2 separate regions of the Mus musculus genome follow, and region 2 is linked to region 1. A link is a contact called in ENCODE Hi-C data. All regions are on one chromosome and are shown on one strand. The core of a region is the stretch at or near the end of the contact, and the rest is flanking DNA. Distances in the headings are between cores, read along the strand shown.

What was found. Hi-C counts contacts between places; a loop is a spot of excess contacts on that map.
Region 2: a loop to region 1 is called in a map of gastrocnemius, with 6 times the contacts of the local background. The contact joins the promoter of Sdcbp here to the promoter of Plag1 in region 1. A Hi-C loop is called at or near these places in 2 of 37 maps with a recorded cell type or tissue (gastrocnemius and heart).

What each region holds. Positions count from the first base shown.
Region 1 is chr4:3,936,787-3,939,805 of GRCm38, reverse strand. Plag1 (pleiomorphic adenoma gene 1) reads left to right here and starts at 1,401. Exons shown (of 6, transcript NM_019969.3): 1 at 1,401-1,592. Chchd7 (coiled-coil-helix-coiled-coil-helix domain containing 7) reads right to left here and starts at 918. Exons shown (of 5, transcript NM_181391.4): 1 at 675-918; 2 at 280-427.
Region 2 is chr4:6,364,257-6,367,275 of GRCm38, reverse strand. Sdcbp (syndecan binding protein) reads right to left here and starts at 1,596. Exons shown (of 9, transcript NM_001098227.1): 1 at 1,517-1,596.

The DNA.
Region 1 (3,019 bases), core at 152-2,651:
CCTAATGTCACCTCCTTCGTATGAATTCCTGTGTTAACAGAAAAGGAAGAGGAAATGTCAATTTACATGGAGGAGTGTGGCTGAAGGACAAGATGGAGTGCCCTGCTAAAGAGGCCTTATCTGTTTACTTTTTGAAGGTGCAGGAGTGAACAACTGTTACAACACTGTACTACTTCCAAGATGACATTCAGAAAGAAAACCAGCCTGAGGGAAGACTGCAAACCTACAGCACATCTGAGAAATAGTGCTAAAATCTACTCTAAAGGGCAAACTGCTTACCAAAAAAGTTCCTGATTTCCCACTCTTCGCAGCTTTGATCCGCAGTGGGGGAAGGGCACGTTACTGAACAAGTCCAGGCCCCCCAGGCTTCTCAGAGTCTGGTCTGTGAGTGTTAAATCCGGAAACAGAAATACAGCACACCATAAACCTGGGTACAGAGTACCAGGGACAAAATGTCAAAGTACACATCACAGGGATCTGAGAGGTCGGAGACGAATCTCCAAGAATGTAACTCCCGGACCGCACCGCCTTCCGAGGTGCCGCGCCGCAGAATCGGACGGTGGAGGGCGGGCACAGGTAAACACCACAAAAGGGGCTGGGAAGGAAGGGGGCGGCGTAGAGCGGGGACCTGGGGAGGGCAAGGAGGGGAGTGACACAATCCGGGGTGCCCAGACCTGCATGGGGTCACCTTCCGCTGCCCCGGCCGGACGAATCGCGTGGCGTGAGTAGCGGCAGGAGCATGCCGCGCCGCGGAGGGTTTGGCGCCACGAACTAGGGTCTGCCCTCGGCGCAGTGCTGTCCCGGGCCTGCTGTCCAGGGAGGGAGGGGCCGGAGACCACTCACCACAGGCCACCACTCAGCCAGCACCCGGGCCGGCTGCAGTTCCAAACACGTCAGTGGCTCACGCAGCAGGACCTTAAGTAGCGCGCACCCCAACGTGCTGCCCCCGCGCCCCCCGTTCCAGCTTGTCCAATCCACGCACGCCGCTGCCAGATTGACAGGCGCGCGGAACTCTGTGAGGTTGGGGCGGGCTCAGTTCGCTCCGCCCCCGGGCAGCGGGAGGAGGGCTCAAGCAGGAGGAGCGGGTGGGACGGCGTGAGACCCCGCCTTCTCCCCGCCCCACCGCGCCCCCCGCCCTTCAGCATCGCTCTTACCACTTCGGCCTGATGGGCAGCCACGTCAACCAATGAGCTCATCTGGACCCGGCGGCGGCCGCTCGGACTGGCCAGGCCCTGGGCGGAGCGTGAGGAGGGCGGGCACCTCGGCGGGCGGGGGCCAGGGCGGGCCGGCGGGCGGGCGCGGGGCGGGGGCGGGGGCGGCGGCCGAGCGGGCGGGGGGGGGGGTGGGGGGGGGTAGGAGGCGGCGGTGGGCGCGACGTCGGCGGCTGCGGCGGCGGCGGCGGCGGCGGCGGCAGCTGCAAGTTGAGCTGCAGGGGCAGCGCATACACTACAATGGCTGCTGGAAAGAGGCGTAAGGAAACAATTTCCAGGCCCGCCGCGTCCAGCCCGAAATATGAGAAAAAAATTATTAGAAATTCCGCGGGCGGTGTAAAGGCGGCGGACGGGCCGGAGGGAGGATGTTAAAGCTCCGCGGTGAGTTCTCCGGGGGTCCGGGGCGGCGGGGAGGCGTTTAGCGGGAGGAATATCAGGGTTATTTAAATTATGGGACTAGCCGAGGGGGCAGAGGAGCCGCGGCGGCGGCAGGAGGAGGAAAAGTTTGTGCTACTCCCAGCCCCTGCTCAGGACCCCAGAGAGAAAAATAATAATAAAAAATCAAATAAAATCGTGCGGCGGGGCTGCAAGGACTCCCGAGGTCGCTGCTGACAGGGCAGGGGGCGACGCGACTGGGGACCCGAAGGTGAGGTCGGTGGGAAAAAAAAAACCCTTTTATTCAGGGTCTGGAAAGTTTGAAAAGTTTTCCTCCTCCTCCTCCTCCTCCTCTCTGGTGCTGTGAATATTGTGACAGCGGCAGCGGCAGCAGAGAGAGCGGAAGACATTAGAGACCCGAAAAATAAGGGAAAAATTAATATAAATTCGGTTTTGAGAGGAAACTCTCCGCGTTTTCCACCAAAACATCCCGGGGGAAGGTCGCTTCCCAGAGGGCCTGGCGGAGACCCGCGGTCGGCAATATTTGGGGGGTACTGGGAGTGACTTGGGGTAACTTTGCCCCCTTTTCCGAAGAGGTTTTTCTTTTCTGGAGAAATGCATTTGTTTTTGCCCTCCTGCCCAGGTGGGAGAGCCGAGTCGGGGTGCGGGGTCCGCGGGGCGCCGGACCCAGCCGGGTGGCGACGGGGGCGTAGGGGGAGGGGGTGCTAAATGAAAGCAGGAGATCGGGACGGAGCAGGGACAGCTTGTTGTCAGTATCATAAACAACCAAAATGGAGGGAGAACTCAGGCATATAACCAAATAAAAATTGTTAAAAAATCGCAAAAAATCCCTAAAAATCCGGGATGCGCCCCCCTTTCTCGCCAAAGGTAAAAGTGTGAACCGCCTTTCCCCTGAAGTCCATTTGGACTTTGCAGGGACCAAGGAGTTAATATTTATTTATTTTTTAAAACTTTCGAAGGGCAAAAGCCTTTTATAACTCCACCGACAATGAGAAAACGTGAAAATCCAATGCAAGAGAAGCAGGGGGAGGGAGGGGGAGGTGGTAGTGCAGAAACTACTAAACTTATTGGTAATGTGGACTGATCTGAGATAAGATAAACACTATATTTGCTATTTTATAACTCCCTTTTAATGATCTGTGAGGAGGTTGCTTTTTGGGGTAGGAAAAAAAGTGATGCCATTTTCTTAATAGAGTTAATATGTGTGATTGGAAGAATAAACCTTTCCGGCTTTAGATTGCATTTTCGTCGCATTTATGCCTCGGGTTTTGTTAGTGGCTCCCTCCTTTCTTTAAGCTGGGCTCTCCAGAGGAGGGGTGGAAAGGTGCTGTTGCCCAGAGAGACTGGAGGGCAAGACTGGCGAACCTTCTGGGGAGGGGTGGGGAGTTGTTTGGTTTCTCCCTTCCTGGCTC
Region 2 (3,019 bases), core at 347-2,846, 2.4 Mb before region 1:
AGACATCTGCTCCAATTATAACTCCAGACACAGTAAGACCGCTTCATGTCTTTAGTTGACATGTACTTGCAAAGGGTGACAATCATACCTACTAGCTTGGTCACAGTGACACTGACCAAAACACAGCCAAACTTAACCATAACTGAAAGTTATAATCCAAAATGTTATTACTAACTGGAAAAACAGACACATACAGCAGAAAATCATGCCTTCCTCAGTGTTAAACTGAGGGAAACATATTTACATGTCTGACCATAGAGGCACTATCTGAACCAGTACCTAAGACCGTAAAAGAACTGGCCTGCCAGAGGAAATATGGCTGGCTGGTGGGCACAACCAAAGCCTATGCCAAGCACAGGGGAGGTTTTATACTGTATGCTCTACATTTTAAATGCTTAAAATTTTGAGCCATATGTTTACTAATTACATCCTTAAAAGCTAAAATTTTCAGTAAGTGTTGCAACATTTGGCAATTAATAAGTACAAGGAGAACGATTATTAAATGTATAAGTATTTTAAAGTGTGTGGGTGTCTTTTACAGTCTCTGGATGTTTACTACCTAAGAGAAAGTGGCAAAAATGGGGGGAAGTCGGTGAGCCGTGCTCATTTTAAAGGGCTGCTTAATTCAAAAGTGCATCAAAATCTTAATCAGCCCTTTCTTGTTCATGATTTTTAAATCCTCTTTAATAGATCCAGCACAGCTAAAATCTGCTTCCAAAGTTAAGTGACTCTGGCTATAATGGAGTAATTGTTTACTGAGCCTTCTCGTCATTCCATTTCCTTATTTCCTGGTGCAAGTCATCTGATCAGTAATACTTACGTACCACTTAAGACCTACCAGTTTAAGGACCTAAGTTGTTAACAGGATGAAAAGGCATATTTTCTGCTTTGTCCTATCCTCACATCGGGAAAATGAGAGTACAAATCTGCTGAACTATATCACCTTGACATTTCAAAAGTAAGACAATTGACCAGGGCAGCAGCTATTTTCAATATAACTTTCGTTCTTAAACATTTGTTCTCGGTGTAAAGCGTGCGTGTTAAGAATTTAAAACTCTACACTTTCTAAGTAATTTACCTAATGGAAAACAAAACAAAACAAGAAAAAAAAAAGCTATGTGTCGAAGATAGGACGAATACAACAAACGATCCCACACACTCCACGGCTCCATAACTGCACTTCTGAAACTGGAAACTTTCCACGTCTGTACGCCTCCCTCCGCCCCGTATTAGAAGGAAATCCTCCAAGGAGATCTGAGTCACCAGACCTCCGGAGACCGTTCCTGGTGCACACACCCCGCTGCAAGCCCTGGCCCTCCCTGCCCCCTTCCAGAGCAGCGGCTCCGCAGCTAACCGTTGTCACCTCCGGTCCGTCGCGCCCTGCCAGCCGTCCGGAAGCCGCTGAGGACGCCACCGAGTGCGGGCGAGGACCCGGCCAGACCCACCCGGGGCCCGAAGCAGAGCGCCGGACCAGCTCCGAGACCTGCCGGGGCCCGGGACCCCCGCGGCCACTCACCTGCCCCGAGGACCGCGCCGCTCCTGCTGCCCGCTCCAGCTCCACACAACCGAACCTCGGGGCCCGCCCTGCGCGTCATCACCGCCCCCGCCTTCCGCCGCGCAGGCGCAGGCGCACGCGCCGTCCCCATGACAACGCGGCACAGCCCGAGCGACCACCAGCCCACCCTCCCTCTACGAAATCCTCCCAACTCCCGGCTCCAGCCTCGGTTCCCTGGCAGCCCCCGCCGCCTTTTACTACCCTTTGTTCCCAGAACGAATGCTCATTGGCTGCTGACTGTTACTCTCGGTGTTGAACACACACACACACACACACACACACCCTGAAATAAATAAAACCCACATTCTAATCTTAAAAACACGGACTATGTGCTTTCTGAGAGTTGATGGTGCTGATAGGGGAATCCAGATGTTTGGGGTGTACATGAATATGTGAAACTGACAATATCTACACCAGTCCATGGCTGAGGCCATTTCCTAGTAACAGTATATGACATCATTGGCATGCAAGCAATTGTCTATCTAAATTATTCATCATCACAGTCATTTGAAATTTTATCTCTGGTAAAACAATAAGCATTACATGACAAGAGGAATGAAAATGTGATGCTCCAGGGAGAATATGGCTTAACTGATGAACAACTTGTAAAACGAGTTACGGGATGGAAAAGGAAGAAATACAGTTCTATTCACAGCTGGCAAGATTATCTATGTAAACAAAGAGAAAATAAACACCAGTAAGCAGAATAAGCAGCTACAGCAAGGTTGCTACGATACACGGTTAATATACACACGAGTCAATTACTTTCCTATCTGCACGAAATGAGCAATTGGAATTGAATATTAAAAATATATCAAGATAAAATACTTAGCTACAAGCCTAGTTGAATGAATATCTGTGTGAAGGAAAACTCCTAATTAGAATTTCATGCTGTGGAAATAAATAGGTTGGAATGTCGAAAGTCCAGAGGAAGATCACCATATCTTGGGCTAAATCCTGGCCCTCCAGAACAGCCATTCCTTGTTTCCCTGTGTCTAAACTAACATCTTGTGACAATAAACAACAGGTCTTTAGAATCTATTGAATTAGCAGGCAACTAGCTTCTACCAATCCAAATGCTTAGAATGCCACCAGAAAACACCTTGCGTCTTACAGAAAGGTTCCCTGAACCTCACCCCCACTGCCTTGTCCTGCCTCTCTGAAGTAAGCGCCTATGTATTGTAAGCTTGCCTTGACTGATGACTTCCTCTGTCCTGTAAAATGGTGCACGCCTTTAATCCCAGCACTTGGGAGGCAGAAGCAGGCAGATTTCTGAGTTCGAGGCCAGCCTGGTCTACAGAGTGAGTTCCAGGACAGCCAGGGCTACACAAAGAAACCCTGTCTCAGAAAAACAAACAAAAACAAAAACAAAAACTATGAGAGCTACTTGAGGCTACTTGTTGGAACATAGAATTTGAAGTAACCTAAATCTGTGTTCCCAGGCCATGGTCACTCAAAATGGTT